2 separate regions of the Mus musculus genome follow, and region 1 is linked to region 2. The links are chromatin contacts, found by Hi-C or POLR2A ChIA-PET in ENCODE. All regions are on one chromosome and are shown on one strand. The core of a region is the stretch at or near the end of the contact, and the rest is flanking DNA. Distances in the headings are between cores, read along the strand shown. Region 1 holds the start of Riok2 (RIO kinase 2). Region 2 holds the start of Lnpep (leucyl/cystinyl aminopeptidase).

Region 1 (2,990 bases), core at 208-2,707, 250 kb after region 2:
TAAACAAAGCCTGACTCATTCTAACCTTACATAACTGTCCTGATTTCTGTGCCACAACACTAAAACTACAGAATCAGATTTTGTCATCTTCCTAATTAAAACATTCACAGGTCAGGCAGTGGTGTCGCACGCCTTTAATCCCAGCACTTGGGAGGCAGAGGCAGGCAGATTTCTGAGTTTGAGGCCAGTCTGTCTACAGAGTGAGTTTCAGGATAGCCAGGGACACCCAGAGAAACCCTGTCTTGAAAAACCAAAATAAATAAATAAATAAATGAATTAAAAAATAAATAAAAATAAATCACGGGCTTACACACACATCGTTTACTAGGCCTGCAAGGGCTTATATGGTTTGGTTCTCATTTTCCATGTATGTCCCCAACCATTATATCGAACCTTTCTCTTCTATGAAGACTCTCCCTCCCATCTCTGAGTTTTTGCTCTAATTTGCCTCTAACTCTCTCCAAGGACACCTCTTCTACAACTCTCTCCAAGGACACTTTTTTCTCCGGCAGTTAAGATTCATTGGTTCGGGGGGTGGGGACAAACTTTGTAGTTCGATTAACAGTAAAGACAAGATTCTTGGATTCTGTCTCCATCACTGTAAAACTCAAAGACAGTATCCTTCCAACACGTGGCTACTTTCTATTTCTTTATCCTTTGTTACCTTCACGGTACTTACTATCTGACTACATTGTTAACATATTGATTTGCTGGTCGACTAAGAGGCATCTCCTTTCCTCCTTTGTTTTGCACTCTGCTGTTATATTTGATAGAGAAAGCTGACTTTTTTTTTTTAACATTAAGTGTCTGAGTCTATTAGAGGACTTAACTCCCACCCTCCCCTAGTTTGGAAGCCAAAGATCAATGAAATTTCCCGGGCCACAGAGACGTAAGCACATCTGCAGCAAAAGAAGCTGAAAGGAAGAACCATGTTTAGTAAAAGATAGTTCTTTTTTTCACAAAGCTTCATGAAAATCAGACCTTGGTGCCCTTTACCCAGATCCCAGCCTCGGCAAACAATCCACAAATCAGAGAGCCCTCACTCAGCTCCCAGCGACCTTAGAATAGCAGGAGGAGGACGTCACCGAATGGATAAGCAAGAAAGGTGTACTCCTTACCGCAGTCAGAACTCTGAAGTCATCGCGGCTCATGTACCTAAGCTTGGCTACATTCACCTTCCCCATGCTTGCCCAGTTCCACCACGGACGCTCTCTGGGAAGACGCAAAGTTGCTGGGTAATCTCGCAGGCTTTCGGCGGCGACCTGCCCGCGCACGCGCCCTGTATTTAAGGTGCTTATCGCTAGGTAAGAACACGTGCTCAAGAAGCAGTAGAAAAATGCTATTTTTTTCTCGTTTTTGTAGCTAAAAATCAGGCAGAAGTGATTTTTCAGCCCCTAAATAAATAATTTACGTTTGACTGATTTGGCAAGTTGCAAATGTTTTACATAGTATGCCACGTTACTTTTCAGAGCTGCTAGGACCTGATTGGAATTAAGGCCGGACTTCCGCATGCAACAGTGCTTACGTCACGAGAGGGGCGTGTTTTATTCGTTCCGAGCCACGCCCACTTTTAGTGCAGCAACTGTGCACTGTAAAGTCAGGGAGGGAAATGAGTAAGCGAGACCGGAGGCCAGCAAAACCACTGAAAGGGTGGCCACAGAGCCGCACGCGCTGTCTCTCGGCAGCCCCACCCCTGTCCGGCGGAGGAGGGCCGGGTTAGGAGCTGCCCCGCTGGCCTGGGACGCTGATCCCAGGACGGGTTAGGAGGAGCTTCTGTACGTACTATCCAGTGCTCGCTTCCAAAGAAAGCGCGCACCTCAATGTTTCTTGGGTCCAGGAGCATTTGGGAGGCTTAACAAGACAATGTACCCAAGACAAAGACTTTTATTACCGTACCTTCATCCCGACAGCAGCAGCATAGTAACAAGTGTGACTCATGTGATATTCAGTACCTGTGTTTCTCATTTCACGAATTATCTATATTTCAGTCCTTTAAGCTGCAGATCTTCTCTGGTCAGCTCTTAGGTTAAGCTTGGGCGCTATAAGTGTCCAGTGTTATGATCTGCTTTATACTTGAGAGATTGCCAACGACTGGTGTGTAACTTTTTTTTTTTTTTTTTTGAGGTATGTGCAAACTTTAAGGACTCAGATTAAGATACCTTCGTGTTCCTTCCATACTCCACTCCTTCCAGTTTCCAAGAAACAATGTATTCATTTCCTCCTTTTGGAGAGTGGTGCTGAGTATCTTCCTGGAGTAAGCTCTTTCATAAAGCATAGGGGCAGACAGCAGGCTGTAGTGTCCGTATCGGTCCAGCTAAAGTAGTTGGTAATCTAAAATCATCAAATCGAAACAAAAGATCAATCCTTTTTCATCTCTATGTTCCTGTCTTTGGGGTCTTGTATGCTTGAATACAGGATTCTAGGCATATCTAATTAGGACTTAACTAATTAAGACCGTTGTACACAATGGAATTTTTCTTTCTACATTAACATTAGAACATGTGAAAACAAAAAGTTTGAAGCTTTGATTATCTGTCTTTCTGTCTCCTTTCAGCATTGCTCCACAGAGCCACCACTAATTGAGTGGGTTTGGATCCAAGTTCTGGAATATTGGGGTAATCACAGTCCAGATTTCTCATCTTTTCAATATTGTGGGTTTTTTGTTTGTTTGTTTGTTTTTTTAGTAATCAAGTCATTTATGAGTAAAGGATTTAAATTCAATCTTCCTTTCTCACCATACTTAGTGTGACTTAAGCCAGTGGTTCCCAACCATCCTAGTACAGCGGTCCTTTAATACAGTTTATTTTGTGGTGATTGCCAACAATAGAATTGTTTTTTATTGCTACTTCATAACTGTAATTTGCTACTGTTACAATTCTTAATGTAATGCAAATACTTTTTTGGAGACGGGGTTCCCAAAGGGGTCTGGACCCACAGCTGACTTAGCCTATTCTTCATCCATTCACCATTTATCAAATATAGATACCACT
Region 2 (2,710 bases), core at 181-2,680:
AAAAAAATAAGTAAAGGTACGGTTAACGATGCTGAATAAATCGCGCCAACTTCTAGGAGCCTTATGAAAGCTTCGGGGCCATTAAAGGGCGAGAATGTTAATGAGGTCCCAGAGTTAGGTAAGGAGTTTAGTGGTTACTCCAAGTACAGTTGGTTTTCACAGGGCGTTGTAAAACAGGAGTGGAACGTAGTGGATGTAATACAATCGACCTCTTAAAAACACTGCACTTCGGGTTTACTTCTTTGAACGTAGAATTTCCTTATCGATCGAACATCATCCCTTTCTCCTCTTTCGCCCAGGATATTTGTACAGGTTTAGATTTTGTTTGCACGGGTTGACAGCCTGGGAGGAGGAGTGTGTGACAGTTGGCTCGCGCAGTGAGGCCAAGGCCTAGCCAAGTCGCCGCAGGGGACGAAGCAGTGAGTGGGGAGGAAAGAGGAGCTGTGGCTGCGGTTGGGAGGGATGGGGGAGCCTCTTCGCGGGGTGTTGACTTCCGGCAGTTGGAGAAACAGGAGCTAGCAGGAGCTAACGCGGTCTCTACGTGTCTCGTAGGCTGCCGGGGACCGCCCCGATTTGGCACCGGAAACAATGGGGCCCGAGGCAAAGGCGCGAGTACTAGGGGAAGGGGGAACTTGGCTCCCTCCGGTCTAGCCCCGCGGAATCAGGCCGTGTACCCTGAAGGCTGGGAGCAGCCAACTGCTGGTGTCGAGTAAGGACAGGACTAGGCAGGCGGGCCTCTCTGCACACAACCTCTGCGCGCACGGTCCGTTCTCCTACACCCCGCTCCGGGTTTTGAGATCTGCTCGCAGTTCTAAGCCCAGCCCTAAGCAAAGGGCACCGATCGACTCCCGGGCCCCTCCCTTCCTCTGGCCTCCGGCTTTGCTGCAGCAGCAGCTGCTGCAGGGCGTTCTGCTAAAGGAGGGAAGTCGGGCCGACCACCGCCGCAGGGCTTGCTCCGGCGGTTAAGAAGAGCGCCGCCCCGGGCTAGCCCAGCGTAGAGGCCGACCCACCCTGGGCCTTGTCTTGCTTTCAGAACGCGAAGGGCGACAACCCCTCTGGCGACAGCATCACCGGCCGCATTTCCGGGCTCAGTACTGGGGTGGCCGCACCCGAAACACGGCCGGATGCAGTAGTAGGTGTACCAGTTGTCTGAACCGGGGTACTACAGCTCTGCGGCACAGACAGCGCGGCGGCTAGAAGTGAGCTCCGGGGGTGGGGCTCTAAGCCCCGCCCCAGCACTGCGCTCCTCCCCGCCGCCCCTGGGCGGAGTGGGCCTAGGGTTGAGCGATGCTTAGCGTCCACGCCTCAGTGGGTCTTTTGCAGCAGTTGCGAAAACCCGGAACGAAGGTGTTGTTGCCGTGCGGCGGAGCGGCGCCGCCCCTCGCCGCACCTCCCCGGCAGCCCTCGGAGGCCTTTGCTGGGCATGCTCAGTCGTCAGGACCGCTTCGGCTCTCGGAGTAGGAAGCTTGGGGCGCTGGGCTGGTAAGGACCCGCGGCGGGGCGAAGATGGAGTCCTTTACCAATGGTGAGTGGCTAGCCCGAGTCGCGGATTCCCGGGCTCTCAGGGTCCAGAGGGTCAGATGTGGCAAGGGGGTCAGGCTGCAGGCATCCCTGCCAAGGGTTTCCCAGGCGGGCCGGGGGGCGGCAGAGGGGCCAGGGTCGGCTGGGGCAGGCGTGAAGGTCAGCCCTCTCCCGGGGGCCAGCCCCGAACCTCCAGGTGAGGTAGTCGGCAAAGTTTGGGATGCTTGCGCGGTGGAGGGGGCGGCGGCAAAGTTGGCAACGGCGTTGGTCCTGGGGGAAGCGGCCGCGGCCAGGAGAAGCTGCGGCCCCGGCGAAAGCCTACTCGTGCGGGGAGCCTGGAGCTGTCCGCCCGTCCTTCACCGAGCTGTCCGCATGCCTTTCCGTAACAGGGCGGGGTGGGGCCGCGGCTGGCAGCGTGATTTAGTGCACTGCAGGGAAGGAAACTTACCGGGGGCTGGCTAGTACTGCTCGGTGTGGCGAAGATGCCGCCCCGCATTGCCACCCGTCTGCCTACCGCTGCTCCGCAGGTCGACCAAACTTCTTTTTACCAGCTAGTGATGTTTGATCTTCTAGTTAGAGATCCATTGAATATCAATGGCCCTTGTTGGGCTTATATCATAAGGTGGCATGGGTGTGTGTGTGTGAAAGTCAAAGCAGTCTGTGTCCAGAAAATAGCCACGGCCCTTTACTTCATGGCTTTTGTCTGGGCTTGTAGTGCTTGAGTCTCAATATAGAGGTGAGATGATGTCTCACCATTTTATGGTGTTTAAATATATGGATTCCACTTTAGGATGGAAAGTAGGAAAACTGCTAATAAAGGGTAGGGCTTAATGAGATTAGAGGATCCACTTTCTACTTGGCATGTGTTTCCAGTGTGGTTGGTTACTTCAGGTAGGTAGAAAGTCAGATTAATGGGAGAGAAGCATATTATTGTTGGGAGGGGGGTCGCATGCCACTTAAGGAACTGGGAAGGGGGAGGGGACACCCACTCTATCCACTCTAATGCCTAGGCTGGACTTTGTTGTGTTCTTTAACATTGTTTACCACATCGCTGGAGCTGTGACCTACTCATTATGTTCTCCTTTTCCCTAATTCGGGATGCTTTATTCTCCTGCCATCTTTCTGTCTGCAGTGTTTAATTAGGCTTAGTAATGACAGCTTTAACTCCAAATTTCTTTCTCATATGTGT

Evidence for each region. A loop is a pair of places that touch in the nucleus more often than their neighbours do. ChIA-PET counts read pairs that join two places held with the same protein, here RNA polymerase II (POLR2A).
Region 1: a loop to region 2 is called in a map of heart, with 7 times the contacts of the local background. The contact joins the promoter of Riok2 here to the promoter of Lnpep in region 2. A Hi-C loop is called at or near these places in 1 of 37 maps with a recorded cell type or tissue (heart). POLR2A ChIA-PET finds 5 or more read pairs at or near these places in 4 of 5 experiments (Patski and embryonic stem cell).

Annotation. Positions count from the first base shown.
Region 1 is chr17:17,372,799-17,375,788 of GRCm38, reverse strand. Riok2 (RIO kinase 2) reads right to left here and starts at 1,457. Exons shown (of 10, transcript NM_025934.2): 1 at 1,119-1,457. The coding sequence starts at 1,184. It overlaps Gm36768 (predicted gene, 36768), which reads left to right and starts at 1,573. Exons shown (of 4, transcript NR_168690.1): 1 at 1,573-1,775; 2 at 2,555-2,615.
Region 2 is chr17:17,623,209-17,625,918 of GRCm38, reverse strand. Lnpep (leucyl/cystinyl aminopeptidase) reads left to right here and starts at 1,430. Exons shown (of 18, transcript NM_172827.3): 1 at 1,430-1,525. The coding sequence starts at 1,507.